Regions from separate parts of the Homo sapiens genome. Here region 2 is linked to region 1. The links are chromatin contacts, found by Hi-C in ENCODE. All regions are on one chromosome and are shown on one strand. The core of a region is the stretch at or near the end of the contact, and the rest is flanking DNA. Distances in the headings are between cores, read along the strand shown.

Region 1 (3,110 bases), core at 291-2,790:
AGGTATTAGCTACTGCTGGGTAAGAAGCCACCCCAAGCTTAGTGGCTTAAAATAAGTGTTTGGTATTGCTCACAAGTCTACAAATCAACTAGGTGGTTTTGCTGCTCTGGGTCAAACACAGCTGATCTTGCTCCACTCAGCTGGCCAATCAGCTGAAGGCTGGCTGGGCTAGAGTAGCCTGGCTGGCAGCTGGGGCACTGGAGTTGACAGAGTTGACAAGGACCATCAGTCTCTTGTTATCCAACAGGCTGACTCAGGCTTGTTCTCAGGTGGCTGAACAGAGTTTCAGGAGTGCAAGCAGACATGCATGAGGCTCAGAACCGGCATGCCATCACTTCCTTACCATTCTGTGAGACAAAGCAAGTGGCAAGGCCTTGACAAGTCAAGGAGTGGGAAAGAAGCCTCCACCTCTTGATGGAAGGAGCTGCATCATATTGCAAGCGGTGTGGGGCACTGGAAGGGGGAGAATGGGGGATGAATTATGCTAACCTCTACTTCTGTTATCACATGACATCCTCCCCTGTGTATCTCTCTATGCCTTCTCTTCTTGTAAGGACATCAGTCATTGGATTTGGGGCCCACTCTAAATCCAGGATGATTTCATCTGAAGATTCTTAACTGATTATACCTCCAAAGACCCTATTTCCAAATAAGGTCTTGTTCTGACATTCTGGGTGGACACTAGGAGGTTGCATAGTCTCCTCCCAAAATTCACCCAGAATTTTGGGAAGACCACTTTGCAACCTACTACAGAGGCTTAAATAAAACAAGAAAGTTATTTTGCTCCCGTAATAAGAAATCCAGCAAGAAAGGGCCATTGGCATGGTGGCCCAGTGTCCCAGGATGTCCGAGCTGACCTGTCTGACATTCCCCTGGCCTTCACCTAAAGGCTGCTCTGGGTCCATCCCTCATGTCCACAGGAAGGAGGTGGGGGAAGAAGGACAGTGTCTGCTGTCTGTGACCCTTTGTATCAGAAAAGCAAACTTTTTCCAAGAAACCTCACGTTAGATTTGTCCTCAAATCTTGTTGATTAGAGCTAGTTATAAGGCCACCCCAACTGCGAGAGAGTCTGAGAAATTAAGACACATGATGAGACACAGAATGATCATGAATGACCTAAACCAATCGTGAGCCATTGTTTGTGCTTGACTTATGACCATGTTGAAAAAAACTGGGTCTGTTAGTAAAGAAGCAGGAAGTGGGTCTCATGTCCTGCCAGTGTCTGCCACCTGCAATCTCTTCTGAATTCAGTCCATACGAGTCTGTTTCTGAGAGCCTGCAAAGACCCTGTTTCCAAACAAGGTCTTGTTCTGAGATTCTGGGTGAACGTGAATTTTGGGAGGACACTTTTTGGCCTGCTACAGAGGCTTGAATGTTCTGACGAAATCTAGTTTTTGACCTTGAATAGAGTAGCCCCACCAAGAGAATACAACCCACAAGAAATGCCTCTTCTTTCCAACCACTCTAGAGCAGGATTGTCAACCAGAGCTGACTGTGTCTCCCAGGGCACATGTGGCCACGTCTGGAGACGCTTTGGATTGTCACGACTAGGGGTAGTTGCTGGGCCCCAGCGTCAAGCACATACAGGTGACAAATTCCGTCTCTGAGTGAGGGCCCAAAGAAGCTCTCAGCTCAATAAACGGAGATGTGTGTGATGTACACACATGTGCAGGGTACTAGTGGGAGACAGGGCAAGGGAACCTAGAGGTGTTGCTGGACTGATCCTAGAAGATGCAGAGTATTAGCCTAACAGAGGAAGGACATTCCAGGATGAGAAATGTCTGGAGACACAGCCCTGAGGACAGAAATTCCCCAGGGCTCTCAGTGGCCAGGGGCCAAGCATGGCAGCAGAAATCCAATGTGAGGCTGTTGGCCAAAGCCAGGCACAGGAAGGGTGTGCCATGGTCAGCACTTTTGGGGGTACCATTAAAAGATGTACCCCAAAGAGGGGTATGGTCTAACATGCGTTTTAAGAAAAGTTCACTTTGTCTTAACAGATGGAATTATGAGAGGCCAAGATTGAAGATGGAGGTAAAGGTTGGGGGGATGGCCTTTTGAGAGAAATAGAAAATCAGTAATGGGCACAGTATTAGGTATGCAAAGGATTATTTAGGAGAAAATAAATTAGGGTCAGTTATTGTAGTTGCTATAAGAAGCGATCTCAAATCAGAGTGGCATCACATGTTAAGAGTTTATTTCTTATTCACTTCCCAGTCCACTGTGGGCCTGCATGGGGCCTGGGGTATGGGGAAGGAGAACTCTGCTCCACACAGTCATTCAGGAATCCTGGCTCTTTCAGGCAGAAGTTCTGCCATTCCCTTGGGCCCTGGAGTTTTCAGCTAGTTCTCTGCAGAGGGCCAGCAAAGGGGTGAGGGGAAGAAATAGGATGGAGCATCCTGCAGGAGGTTTAGGGTCCAGGTCTGGGGGGTGGCCAGCACATCACTCACATGCATATTTTGGTGGCCAGAACTCAGACATGTGGCCCCATCTAACTTGAGGGAGGCTGGACTATATAGTCCAGCTGAGAGCCCAGAACAAAAAGGAACTGGGTCTGGCAAACACAGCACACTGACTTTGCCACAACATGTTTCGGAGGTAAAATCTTTGGGGGCTCAGTAATTGATTCAACGTGGAAGAAGGAGAGAGGAAAGTTCAGAGAGCTTCCAGGTTTCCACCAGGGAGGTCGGAACAGGTTGCCTTAGATGGTGACCGCAGGAGCCACTGCCTGAGCAAGGAAGATGGTGCATTCATTTTAAAATCGCTGTGTAGCTTAACATTCACTGCCCGTATTAACATGTGTCCTGCATTCCATTTATTGGAGAAATGTTTCTTTTTCTTTATTTTTTAAATGAATATAATTTACAATGTAAAAGGTCAAATAAAATGAAAGTGAAACAGAAAAATCCTCACTTTTCAATATTCCTTTCTCATCTAATGAAGACCCCTTCCCTTCTCTATTTCTCCCGGCTCCCTGCCTTAGGCCTAAAGCAACAACCAGAAGCCTTCCTGGGTGTTTACATTACAGCACACCAGACTGCAGGCACCGCCACCCCAGACTCTGCCTGCAGCTAAAGTCACCAAGTTTGCCGTGCCCCATAACTGAGGTCATT
Region 2 (3,205 bases), core at 279-2,778, 130 kb before region 1:
CAGGCTAGCATGGCTGTCCTGAGTAACTGCTCTTCTCCTACTGATAATAAAATGAATTGTGTCAGCATCATGAAACGTGGGCACCAGAATCACCGACACCCAAGAAGATACAAGCAACCCTCGAAGGAGGGGTTGGCACATGATGTTTAAGAAACTCTACTTGCTGAGAAATAACCATGTCTTTTTCTCAAATTTTCATTTGTGAGTCCTCTAGACATAAATGTCATGGGTTAGCAAATCCTTTCTCTTTTCTTTCATTTTTTTCACTTCATTTCATTTCTTTTTTTTTTCCAGCACTCTCTCTGCAATATACAATTTAGAAGTCAAGGTGGGGATATAGGGTTCATCTTGTTAAAATCCTCATTGTGAGTTGGGGTGCTAGTGGCCAGAGAGATTGAGAGGCCTCCTTCAAGTGGCAGGAGAGGGCCTGGAGATGCTGTCTTGCCTGTCAAATGAGCTCTCACTCAGTGGGAAGGCCAGGAGAGGGCCATGATGAGTGCTCATTGACAGGCACCGTGGAAACCATGAGGATAGAAGCACTTGTGGTTTGTCGCCACGTTTTGCTTTTATAGGTTTGTTTTATTTTACACATGCAAATGGATGGCCCCGTTACCTGCTTCCCATGAGACAGAGACAGGAACATGACAAAATCATCATCCTGGGAACAAATAAGGTGCATCATAATACTTGCAAGTTATCTAACTTGTCCTTCATGAGCAGGAGTACACACACCTACACTTTCACATTTCACATTTCACCGCTGTTGTCAGAGACAGAACATAATTGATTAGAAGAAATTCCTGTTAACACACAATCAGTCCATCCTATGGATCCATGATATTCACAATTACGTTAACTTGTACATGTAATGATCTAATTGCCAAAAACTTCTATAGGGCTTACTATGTGCCAGGAATGACCCCAGGGTCCTTACTGACTTAACTTACTCAATCCTCACAACTGCCCTATGAACAGCTGCAGTTATCTCCCCTCTCTTATGGCTGAGGAAAGCGAGGGGCACAAAGGGGCTAAGGAACACACCCAAGGCCATACAGTAGGTAACTGGCAGAGTGACACCCTCATACTGGTGGATGAGTATTACCTGGTCTGTCATGGCCTTCAGGTTAGTGACCCAGACAGGAAATCTGAGACAAGGAACTCTAATATCTGCCTGGCCAGTCAGGCTGTAGCTCCGGGGCACACTTTTGCAGCAGGAGATGGAGCTGTTTGAGGCCGGGGGCATGAAGGCTCAGCTTTTGCCACAAGAAGCAGAATAGATTTCTTAGGGCCTCACTCTTCCCATCTGATGTGCTGCTTATTTCCTGTGGCTCATGGTGGCACATGGTGGCACACAGGCAGACCAGAGCCACCAGCTAGGACTTGCCCAGACTCTTAGGTTCCCATCCAGGTCTGGGGATGAGGGCCACTGCCAGAGTCCCCTGGGCTGTCTCCTTGTTCCCTGTCCTCCCTAAGCCAGTGTGAGGCAGTAATGTGCCCTCTTCCTGCCCTGTGAGGCGGCATGGGGTGGGAGGCTCCCTGGCTCTGGGGGACTGGACTGGCACACTGCCTCTCAGAGATGCCTGTCTGAGACACACCCCTCTGCCAGCAGACCCTGGAGCTGTGGCACTGCCCTAGCATTTGACTCAGGAATGTTTCCTCTTCCAGCTCACAGAGAAACTCTCTGTGGTCCACATTTACCTTAAATATAAGAAAATCAACTTGTCATTGGACTTATAGAAATATACACATGTTTGAAAGGGTTTGAGACACGCTAGGAGGTTTCTAAGGAGGCTTTGGGATCAACAACCAAGAGTAAGCACTGAAGATGCTTTGACTGCTTTGAGCCACCCCCTGGCTTCCTTTGGCTGGAGTCAGCCTTCTGTCCGGAAGGGCAGGCCCTGTGCCATGGCATCCTAACCACATCCTCACCAACTGGAGTCTGTTTCCATTAAAATGAAGTAATTAAAAATAACAGGAAAGGCTTTCTATTTATAGATGGTTTCATAGACACTTTTAAAAATACAACCTGAATTTGGCTCCAGTAATTGGCATTGGTTCTTTCAGGTTCTACGTGGATTTTATTTTTAGTGGTGCAGAATGATTTCTGAAGCATTCAGCTGTAATAACAGAAGAGGGCAACAGATGGTTTTGTGAAACATCAGGCTCCTTATTTTGAAGAGAATGGCTGCAAGGAAAAGGAAGGTTCTCTTTAGCTGTGATACTCATTCTCTTAGAGGTAACGTTTGTTCATGAATTTTCTATTAGTGATTTAAGGCATTTTCCAGAGATTGAGTGTTTGTCATTGCTCACACTAATCTTTGCAGAAACTTTGAGATAATTTCTCTCTTTTTATTTTTATGTCATAGATAGGAAAACTGAGTCATGGTGAGACAGGATAGGAATCAAAACTGTGTGGAAGGTTGCAATCAATACCTGTCCACCATGCTATGCTAGTGGGTCATTAATGACTGAGGTAAGAAACGCTGCATTTCTTGACAGCATTTGCTTCTGCGTTCACCCTTATAGTCTGGAATCGCCTTAATTTTAGAGGATTCTTGGCTATTTCACTTCCTAGATAAGACCAAGGTTAGTTTGGGGTTGATTTTTGTGCCAATTCTTACAATAGAGTGGACCTTTCCTTTCTTAGTGCCTTGCAGGTGCATATACTAAATCAATAAAAGTCATTTTTATGGGAAGGCAAACAGAGAAATGTGGTGTAGGGAGAGACTAAAGGGAAAGGAAAGGCATTTTGTGTCAAGCCTTTTTTTAAAGCCCAGGGTAAAACAATAGACAGTGTTGTTTAGTGTGAAATGGCAAAAACCAACCAACCAACCAACAAACAAACAACCCATCAAAAAACAAAGATAAAAATGGTACCCAAAGTGTAGACTAGGGTGATACGCTGGATTCACTCAGTGGTCCATGAGGGCATTCAACTTGTGAAGGTGAGATGGCTGTACGAGAAGAAAAGAAATGTTGTTCATTTTCATGGTCTTGAATACTAGGAAGTTACTAACCACAGCTTGAGATCTTTGAGTCCACCTGCTCTTACTTCTCCTCTGACAATAAAGGCTTTCTTTCTTGTCTCTCTTCTTACACACAGACACACACACACACACACACACACACACGTGCACATATATTTATATATAGGGAGACAGAGAGATTGTAAGGAATTTGTTGGAGATTTGATGAGTCCAAAATC

The links. A loop is a pair of places that touch in the nucleus more often than their neighbours do. Pooled maps may share reads with other maps.
Region 2: a pooled map of gastrocnemius medialis shows a loop between it and region 1 (1.9-fold over the local background). The contact joins the enhancer-like site here to the promoter of LINC02102 in region 1. A Hi-C loop is called at or near these places in 2 of 168 maps with a recorded cell type or tissue (gastrocnemius medialis and naive thymus-derived CD4-positive, alpha-beta T cell), 7 of 37 single-sample maps with no recorded cell type and 13 of 50 pooled maps.

Annotation. Positions count from the first base shown.
Region 1 is chr5:6,706,141-6,709,250 of GRCh38, reverse strand. LINC02102 (long intergenic non-protein coding RNA 2102) reads left to right here and starts at 1,540. Exons shown (of 3, transcript NR_103771.1): 1 at 1,540-3,110.
Region 2 is chr5:6,831,971-6,835,175 of GRCh38, reverse strand. It overlaps LOC105374641 (a long non-coding RNA gene), which reads right to left. Exons shown (of 3, transcript XR_925740.3): 2 at 2,878-2,954; 3 at 1-2,185. Among named protein-coding and RNA genes, the nearest start is that of MIR4278, 5.7 kb to the right of the region's middle. Within about 2 kb of position 1,528, at least 4 of the 41 ENCODE cell types and tissues checked have a DNase peak (open chromatin) inside an H3K27ac peak, as active enhancers do; they include gastrocnemius medialis, where a contact is called at or near this core.